Linked DNA regions of Homo sapiens: region 2 is linked to region 1. The links are chromatin contacts, found by Hi-C or POLR2A ChIA-PET in ENCODE. All regions are on one chromosome and are shown on one strand. Each heading gives the region's core, a stretch centred on a gene start or an enhancer-like site at or near the end of the contact. The rest is flanking DNA. Distances are from core to core; before and after follow the strand shown.

Region 1 (4,607 bases), core at 933-3,432:
GAGTAGCTGGGATTACAGGCGCCCGCCACCAAACCCAGCTAATTTTTTTATTTTTAGTAGAGACAGGGTTTCACCATGCTGGCCAGGCTGGTCTCGAATTCCTGACCTCAGGTGATCCACCCACCTCGGCCTCCTAAAGTGTTGGGATTACAGGCATGAGCCACCACGCCCGGCCCAGGTAGAGTTCTTAAGCAACTTGGCCCTGTGGGTGTTGGGGAGGCCATCTGTCCCTGGTTTCTGTCACTGTGGCTGCGTTTGAACATGTCTATGGCTGAGTAGTTTCTAGTGGGTGCAGGAGTCCCCATGGGGACACCCAGATGCCCCACAGGAAGCACTGTGGCTGCTTCAGACAAATGAACTGCAGGGATCCCAGGGGGTCCCCAGAGCACCCCCATTTGCTCTGCACATGGCCTTGGGTGCAGCTGAGCCCCCTTTGGAAAGATAGACTAAGGCATAGAGACGGGCTGGGAGGCTGCTGGGGCCTCCCAGGAAGGCCTTCCATGGGACTGACCCAGCTCTGGCCCTCCCCTTCCTGTCTCCTATGCCTGCACCCCAAAGCCTAATTCTGGGGATTCCCCTCTCAATTCCTGTTTTTTCATCCCGCGATTTCTGGGGCCACTTCCTCTCTCTGTTTCTGTCCATCTCAGCCTCTGCACTTGCTTGGCCTGGGGGTGGGAGTGAGGGGACTAGGGAGGCAGGAGTGCCCTCAGCGGCTCCTGTGAACCCTGAGTGCTGACCGTTCACCCTTCCTTATCCTCCCTGACCTGGATTCCTGACATCTGCTGGGCCCAGGGTGGCCTCTATGCTCCTGCTGGACATATGCCTCCCTCTTATGAGGTGGTCTTGGGTGGGGATGGGGGGGTTCAAGCCACTCTGGGGACGGTGGATTCGAGGCTTCTCCCCTCAAGTGGCTCCCAGTGGTCTCCAGGGTGGGGCTGGGAGTGTGGGCTCGGAGTGTGGCATTGGTGTCTCACTTGGGCGTTGGGCAGGTGGCCTCTGGGCTGACCGTGGGAGAGGCTGCAGGACCACCTTCTGCCCTCTGCCCTGAGTGACCAGGGAGAGGTCCCGGAGCAGAATCCCCCTTCCTCCTGCCCCCACCCTCCTGGCCGCTCTCACTGGGCCCCTCAGTTGAGCCACCTGTCAAATCAGGCGCCTGAGCGCTCTCATCTGTAAAGTGGGGACAAGGGCAGGAAGCGCCAAGTTCCTGGGATCTAAGCAACAAGTGGCCGCCGCCGTGCGCCGCTCTCTCCTCCCGCCTCCCCCGGTCTCCGGCCCGGCCTCTCCCTCCCCATCCCCAACGGCCCAGCGCCACCCCTACCCCACAGCGGACAGTGCGGGCGCCTCCGGTGTCCAGAGGACAAAGAAGCCCCACCGGCCGGGGTGGGGGCGAGGGCGGAGTAGGAAGGAGCCCGGCCGCGGAGGGGAGGAGGGCGATGAAGTCACCGCGGGGCCGCCTCACCCAGTCCCGGGGGTGGGGGATCCCTCCCGCTCCGCACGGCCCCCCGCCGGCTCGGCCCCGCAGGTCGAGGCCCCGGCCCGCACTACCCGCTCGCAGGAAAGCGGACCCCGCTGCGGCCCGGGAGTCCCGGAGGTCCGAGTTGCCCGAGTCCCCGGGGCCCAGAGAGGGCGGGGGCGCCTGGCTCACACAGCAGGACCCACATCCCCGGGCCCCACCCACTTCCCACGGCCCCCAGCTCTGGACTCGCGGGGACAGCGCCGCGGATGGCCTGGGCTCGGGCCCCGCCCCGCCGTCCAAAGTTTGGGGACCTCGACCCAACTTCGCCAGGCGCCCGAGAGAAGTCGGCCGAGGCGGCGCGGAGAGGGGGTATCGGAGCACGGCGGCCGCCCCCGGACCCCACCCGCGCCCCGACGTCCTCCTCCGAAAGGAGCCGCGCAGTCCTAGCGGGGCGGCCGAGGGTCCCGCCGCACTCACCGACTCGGCCAGCAGGAGGCGGCCTTTGAGAGAGCAGAGGAAAGCCCGCGCCGGCAGCAGGGCGCGGAGCCCGGGGACCGCGGGGCCGGGACGGGAGCCGCCGGCAGGCTCGGGGTCCGGGTCGGGGTCGGGGTCTGGGGGCCACATGGCGGCGGCGGCGGTAGGGCCGGGGCTCGGCCTGGCTCCCCTCTTCTCGCGCCCGGAGGGAAGCGGAAACCCGGGCTGTGCGGAAGGAGGGCAGGCGACACTGGCTCGCGCAGGGGCGCATCCCCCGCCGCCACGCCCCGCCCCGCCCCCACCCGCTCCTCCAGCCCGCCCCTCCCCCTCGGACCCCGGCTGCGGGGGATGCTGGGCCCGACCCGCCCCCTCCCCGGCCTGGGGCCTCCGCAGACTCCACCTTCTTCTTCACCCTGGTTCGGGCCGCTGGAGACCTCCCGATCACCGCCCCGGCACCCCTTCGGAGCTCCCACCCGTCTGCCCCTATCCAGAAGGGCTGTCTATACTCGCTGTCTCCGGTCTAACTTCCTGCCCGTGCGCGTGTCTGGGATCCGGGAACCCAGGCGTCTAAACAGCAAAGACCCCGGCCGTGATGTCGGCTCCGCAACCCATGCCCTCTCTTTTTCTTGGGGGCCGGAGTTTTCTTGCGACTTTCTTGGCCACCCCTCCTGTCCCCGGCCAGCCCCACCCTCCTCCAGGGCCTCTTTGTTGGCTGTTCCAGGCCTCGGTCCTGCACCCGCCTCCCCCAACCCATTCTCAGAGGACTCTCAGACCTGCAAGCGCAGCTCCAGGCACACACACAGACACACACACACGCGCGCGCGCGCGCAAACACACACAGGCACGCACATCTGCAGGACTTCCTGACCTGCAGTCCCCCCACCCCAACACATCTCTCTCTCTCACACACACACACACACACACTCCACACGCACATGCGTGCACATCTAGAGAGCGTCTGGAGTTCAGCGTGATCAAGACCCAGCTTCCTGTGCCTCTGCGAAGGGCACTGCCCCCTCCTTTCCTTCCACCTGACTAGCGGAGACCTGCGGGTTGTCCTTGTCCCTCTTCACCGGCAGTCTGTAACCAAGGTCCTCCCACTTTCACCTCCTATAACTTTCTCTGATCTCTGTCTACTTCTCACCACCACTAGATCCGAAACCATTCCTGCCTGCTCCCCGCTGAACTGCTGTGATGGTGTCTTTAAGAGGCCCTTAGGTTTTCTCTCTGGGCAGCCGGGGGAGAGCTTATGGCACAGTACTGCGCACCCTTGACATAACTAACTCCATCTTAGAAAAAGACTTCATTTTATATTTCATAGGGTGCTTTGCCAACAAGGGCAAGATGTTTTGTTTAATAAAAAATAGAAGGTCAGGCGCTGTGGCTCATGCCTGTAATCCCAGCACGTTGGGAGGCTGAGGTGGGTGGATCACGAGGTCAGGAGTTCGAGACCAGCCTGGCCAATATAGTGAAACCCCGTGTCTACTAAAAATACAAAAATTAGCTGGGCGTGGTGGCACCGTGCCTATAATCTCAGCTACTCAGGAGGCTGAGGCACAAGAATCGCTTGAACCCGGGAGGCATAGGTTGCAGTGAGCCAAAATCACACCACTGCACCCCAGCCTGGGCGACAGAGCAAGACTCTGTCTCAAAAAATAAAAAAAAAAATAAATAAAGACTGCGTCCAACCACATAAGGACACAAAGAAGCACACTGTTCCTCTACCATTTCTCACCAGAGCACTCTGTGACTACAAAACAGCAGCCCAGCAGCCTTAACTGACAACCATCCCACTGCCGTTCATAAGAACTCTGCATCTGCCTCCCAAGGCTCTGCCCCTCAAAGACTCTGCAAGACCCTCAAGCCCAGACCAGGATTCCTTTTGTCTTCTTCCTTACCCTGGAACTGGTTCCTTAACCCTTTCTCCTATCTCTTTTTCTCTTGATGTTAAATGCTACTTTGTTTGTTGTGGAATGTTTATAACATTTACATGTGGATTAAGTATACTATTATATATGGTTTGCAATATTGACTGACTTGTGGAGTGGCTTGAGCCCATGTGCTCACTACTGAGTGAACGGGAAGTACTAAGGAAAATTGGCTCCTTGGGTCTGGGTGCAGTGGCCCATGCCTATAATTCCAGCATTTTGGGAGGCTGAGGCAGGCAGATCACCTGAGGTCAGGAGTTCGAGACCAGCTTGGCCAACATGGCGAAAACCCATCTCCACTAAAAATACAAAAATTAGCTGGGCGTGGTGGCACAGGCCTGTAACCCCAGCTACTTGGGAGGGTGAGGCATGAGAATCACTTGAACCCAGAAGGCAGAGGTTGCAGTGAGCTGAGATCGCACCACTGCACTCCAGCTGCACTCCAGCCTGGGCGGCAGAGTGAGACTCTGTATGAAAGAAAAAAGAAGAAGAAGAAGAAGAAGCAAATTGGCTCCTTGGGATAGCTTGTGGCTTTTGTTTTTTTTTACCCTTGGGTATAGGGTGAATAAAAATCTGACACTGTGGAAAGACACAAACACGTGTGGACCTAGTTATCTCTTTTTTCTTTCTTGAGACAGAGGCTTGCTCTGTCACCCAGGCTGGAGTGCAGTGGCATGATCTTGGCTCACTGCAACCTCCACCTCCCAGATTCAAGGGATTCTCATGCCTCAGTCTCCCAAGTAGCTGGG
Region 2 (4,764 bases), core at 1,139-3,638, 420 kb before region 1:
CTCCGTCTCAAAACAAAAAAGCAAACAGTGAGAGTACAAGTACTTTGTAACTTATCTTTTATACTTGCATCCTTTACCTCCAGGAAATTCTATCGTCAGGTATACCACCTTCCCTTTGCAAAAGGTAACCCAGGCAAAGGATGACACGATCATCGCACCAGCTAATGAATTCTTTTATTATACCACTCAGTGCCAAAACCTAAAAGTATGTCTTATGCACTTCAATCATATAAATACTACAATTACTCAAGAAATTTGCAAGTGGGCTAAAAGCTTGAGACTCTCTTTCATAACATGCACTAATGACCAAATATTCAGGAGCTCCTGATAAATTTAACCAGTATCTTCTCACTATTACAACTCTAAAAAGCTTTCACTTAAAATATCAAAATATTCTTTAAAAATAAATTTGAGTTCAGTGATGTAAAGGGAGAATTTTATGACATATGAATTATATCTGAATAAAAATAAACTGGTTTTATAAAGGGGGTGGGAGAAGTAAATTTCCAATGTCTTCCTACTGTTAACCCAAATTCAAATCGCACCTAGCTTCAAGCCTCTAACAATGCAGTGAGTCCAAGTCACCGAGCAGAGAGTAACAGCATTCCATTAGACAGTGCTTCAACTTTTTAAAAAATAATCAGGCCAGACGCAGTGGCTCACGCCTGTAATCCCAGCACTCTGGGAGGTCGAGGAGGGCGGATCACTTGAGGTCAGGAGGCCAGCTTGGCCAACAAGGTGAAACCCCGTCTCTACTAAAAATGCAAAAATTAGCCGGGCGTGGTGGCAGGCACCTGTAATCCTAGCTACTCAGGAGGCTGAGGCAGGAAAATCGCTTGAACCCAGGAGGCGAAGGTTGCAGTGACCCGAGATCGAGCCACTGTACTCCAGCCTGGGCAACAGAGCAAGACTCTACCTCAAAAAAATAGTAATAATCAACCTCTTTTCTTGGTTTCTTCCTACCACTCCCTCCTCATCAGCACCTCCAACAAGGCAAACCAAAAAGATGAGAGGAACTAGGACCCTTGGATTTTTTTTTTCAACCCAAGGTCTGGTGAAGACGCACTAAATCTGCCTCCTAAAACAAGGACCTCGAGATCAACCGTGGGTTTTGCCCATCTGTGCAGTTTTTAGGAACAGCAGCCCTACTCAGGACATGGGGATAATGGTTTCTTTCTGATTCTCCTGAAGCTTAACATTCTAAGAAAATGACATTTTTAGGGCCTTTTCCCCCCCCTCCCCTCTCTATTAGAATAAATAACTGGAGGAAAGATTTCTACTCGGCGATCTGGTAGTGAGACCGCTTGACACAGAGAATTACCGACAGATCTACCTTCTAAGAAACAAACTATCGCCGACCTTGAATGAAGCTCCACTTCTTTTTCCGAATGGGGGTTTGCTTGCTACAAATACCCTGAACCCTTCTTCGGTGTCGCCGCCTAAACAATGCCCTTCGCTTGTTTAGTCTGGCTCGGGTTCGAGCTCCACTCGCGGTGCTCCGTTGGCCGACACGCGCCACCGCGGCGAGCCCCAGGAAAAGCGTCTCCCCGCGAGTACCGGCCCGCGGCATCTGGTTTCGCATTTTGAATCCCGAGTAGGAAGTGAGACGGCGCCCACTCAGTTCCGGGAGCCGCAGCAGCCGCGCCGCCGTCCGGAACCGGCCTGGGCCGCCGCGGCCCCGCGCAACAAGTGACCCGCGCGCGCCCCGGGCCAGCCGACTTACGATTTCCGAGCGGCCGTCGCGGCAGGCGTTCTGGAAGCGTGCCTGGCGTTCCTCGTGGGGCCGGTCCCTGAAGCCCGTGTACTTAATCTGCAAGGCAAGACGGCCCGAAATCAGGAGCCAAATCCGCGGCGCCGCCCGCGCGCCCGCCCTCCCAGCGCAGCGCCGATAAGGGCAAGCAGAGGCTGCGGGCGATGGCCGCCCCGGCGAGATTGCCCCTCCGCGGGCGCACCGACCGGGACTCCCGGGGACCGTGCCGCCCAAACTTTTCTCCGCCCGGGCCCACTCGGGGCGCGCTGCGGCCTCCTAGCCGCCCGCCCGCCTGCCTCACCTCACACTCGCGGCTCAGCTTCCTAAAAAACTCCTCGTTCTCGAACTTGCTTCTCTGGTCGGGCACGACGCGCGGCATCTTCCCGCCCTGAGGCCGCGCCGGCCGGCCGCGCTCGGGGCTTGCGCGGGCACCCGCTGGCTGGCTCCGCGCTGACCGACTGACCGCCCACCCGCGGCGCCCGGACGCCCGCTTCCCTTTGTTTCAGGCGCCCGCCCGCGTGGGCTCCCGTTCCGGGGAGTCTGAGGCGCCGCCGCCCGCTCGAGCCCAACCCACGCCGCCGCCGCCGCCGCCGCCGCCTCAGCCGTTGCCTGCCGCCCGCGCAGCCCCAGCGCTCACCGCCCCCGGCCGCCGCCGCCGCCGCCGCCGCCACTTCCTCTCACCGCCCACCCCGCCCCCGCCGGCCCCACCCCTCCTCCTCGCGCGCCCGCCCGCCTCCAACTCCGGCAAACAAGACGCACCATTCACAACTCCGCGGCCCACGCCGCGCATGCGCCACCCGCCCGCTGGCGGAGCGGCCTGGCTGTGGCGCCCCGGGGCTCCTTCCGCATCAGGGCCCTTTTCCCCCTGCTCGCCCGCGGCCACTCGGCGTGGAGCTGTCGTTGGGGGATCCGCCTGGCCTTTAGCAGACGGGAGTAGCCAGCGCAGGCCTTTTCTACCGCCCTTCCTCGGTCATCTGGAACTTCTGGGTTCCCCAGGTGCGCGGAGTAACCCCAGATTGTCACTTGAACGCGAGGAAACCTAAGTCCTTGGGGACTTTTCGTCCCTAAACCGACCGGCAGGGGTGTAGGCTCTGCACGTTGAAGACTGAGGTGGAAACGGACCAAAGAATCCAACCGAGTCATGGTGGAAAGGTCGTGGCTTTTGGAGTCAGATGGGTCTTAGATGGGATCCCACTCAGCTACACTACCTGCTGGCTGGGGCCTTAGATAAGAATTGGACCACTAAACCTCAGTTTCCTTATTTCCAAAATGCAGACACTCCTAGGTTTGCAGTGTTAGCGTGAGAACCTTTATGTGGGTCTAGCACACAGTGGGAGCCCAATAAATTTAAGTTTCTAAAGAAGAACAAGCTGAGTTAAGAATGTAACCGATTGCCAGTCCATATACTTACTCAATGTGCAATCAGCTGCAAAAAATAAGATCCATAAATTCTAGGGAAGTTGTTTAGCCCAAACTGGAGAAAGTCTGACATGGGATTTATGGCAGAGTTTGATTCAAAGTTAGTCCTGTGGCCGGGCACTGTAGCTCATACCCGTAATCCCAGCCCTCTTTTTTTTTTTTTTTTTTTTTTTTTTTTAAACAGAGCCTCGCTCTGTCGCCCAGGCTGGAGTGCAATGGCGCGATCTCGGCTCACTGCAACCTCCGCCTCCTGGGTTCAAGTGATTCTTCTGCCTCTGTCTCCCGAGTATTTGGAATTACAGGCACCCACCACCACGCCCAGCTAATTTTTTTGTATTTTTAGTAGAGACGGGGTTTCGCCATGTTGGTCAGGCTGGTCTCGAACTCCTGACCTCAGGTGATCTGCCCGCCTCGGCCTCCCAAAGTACTGGGATTACAGGCATGAGCCACTGCGCCTGGCCTAATCCCAGCACTTTGGGAGGCCGAGGCAGGCTGATCACCTGAGATCAGGAGCTCGAGGCCGGTCTGGTCAACATGGCAAAACCCCATCTCTACTAAAGTACAAAAATTAGCGGGGTGTGGTGGCACACGCCTGTAGTCTCAGCTACTCGGGAGGCTGAGGCAGGAGAATCGCTTGAACCTGGGAGGCGGAGGTTGTAGTGAGCCAAGACGGTGCCACTGCACTGCAGCCTGGGCCACAGAGCAAGACTCCGTCTCAAACAGCTACTCGGAAGCTGAGGCAGGAGAATTGGTTGAACCTGGGAGGCAGAGGTTGCGGTGAGCCAAGATCGTGCCATTGCACCCCAGCCTGGGGAACAAGAGCATAACTCCGTCTCGGGGGGAAAAAAAATCCATGAGGAAGCACTCTTGCTCCACAATGGGTCCAAGGAGGGCTCACAGACCTCCAAGTTGATCTTGGCCAAAGACTCTAGCAATAATTGTTTCTGCCATGGGAAATGTGGAATAAATAAAAATTGAAAGATCTCTAGAATGGCCTTGATGGCCATGAGCTTAGGCAAGGAAAAGGTCAGGGTCAAGGGAGCTAGACCTGGAGGGGTGGGAGTGCAGAGCAGGGCAGGGCGCTCTCATTGTCAGCCTCAAGGAGGGGAGGAACGATGTCCTAAGGGAAAGGGACAGCAAAGCCTGCCAAGCAGACCCAGAACAGCAGCCCCACAGACAGCCTTGGGCAACTCCAGGCCACAGGGTAACCCACACTCGTCGTAGTCTGGCATCCAACAGCCAGGATGACCGGGAAATAAGCCACAGGCTGAAGGAGGCCATCTCCTCGGCTGACCTCTATATGCCTTTTTGGTTGTTAATTTTTTTTCACTTATTTAAAAAAACAGAATTAAAGGAAATTTATAAAGGAAATTTTCACCCATGTAAGGTACACTTAAGTCTGTGCTCCTAACAGCTTTGGCAGCTGTTGAGTTGGGTATGGGTTGGCCCAGACACCATGCTATGGGTGTTTGCTAAGGGGGTTTGCTAAGATCCAGCTCTACTAAGGCCCACTCATGGAGGCTTAGAGGTGTCTTTTCTGTGCCAAGAAACATCTGCCCCCACCGTCCCAAAACCTGACTGAATTATCTGAAGTC

What was found. Hi-C counts contacts between places; a loop is a spot of excess contacts on that map. ChIA-PET counts read pairs that join two places held with the same protein, here RNA polymerase II (POLR2A). Pooled maps may share reads with other maps.
Region 2: a loop to region 1 is called in a map with no recorded cell type, with 8 times the contacts of the local background. The contact joins the promoter of CBFB here to the promoter of CMTM3 in region 1. A Hi-C loop is called at or near these places in 1 of 37 single-sample maps with no recorded cell type and 1 of 50 pooled maps. POLR2A ChIA-PET finds 5 or more read pairs at or near these places in 2 of 52 experiments (GM12878 and activated CD8-positive, alpha-beta memory T cell).

What each region holds. Positions count from the first base shown.
Region 1 is chr16:66,602,279-66,606,885 of GRCh38, reverse strand. CMTM3 (CKLF like MARVEL transmembrane domain containing 3) reads right to left here and starts at 2,182. Exons shown (of 5, transcript NM_181553.4): 1 at 1,934-2,182. The coding sequence starts at 2,080. It also overlaps a transcript of CMTM4 not described here. RefSeq lists silencers at 1,178-1,397, 1,458-2,297.
Region 2 is chr16:67,026,773-67,031,536 of GRCh38, reverse strand. It overlaps CBFB (core-binding factor subunit beta), which reads right to left and starts at 2,388. Exons shown (of 6, transcript NM_022845.3): 1 at 2,052-2,388; 2 at 1,724-1,810. The coding sequence starts at 2,129. RefSeq lists silencers at 1,606-1,655, 1,906-2,145, 2,236-2,425 and an enhancer at 2,986-3,125.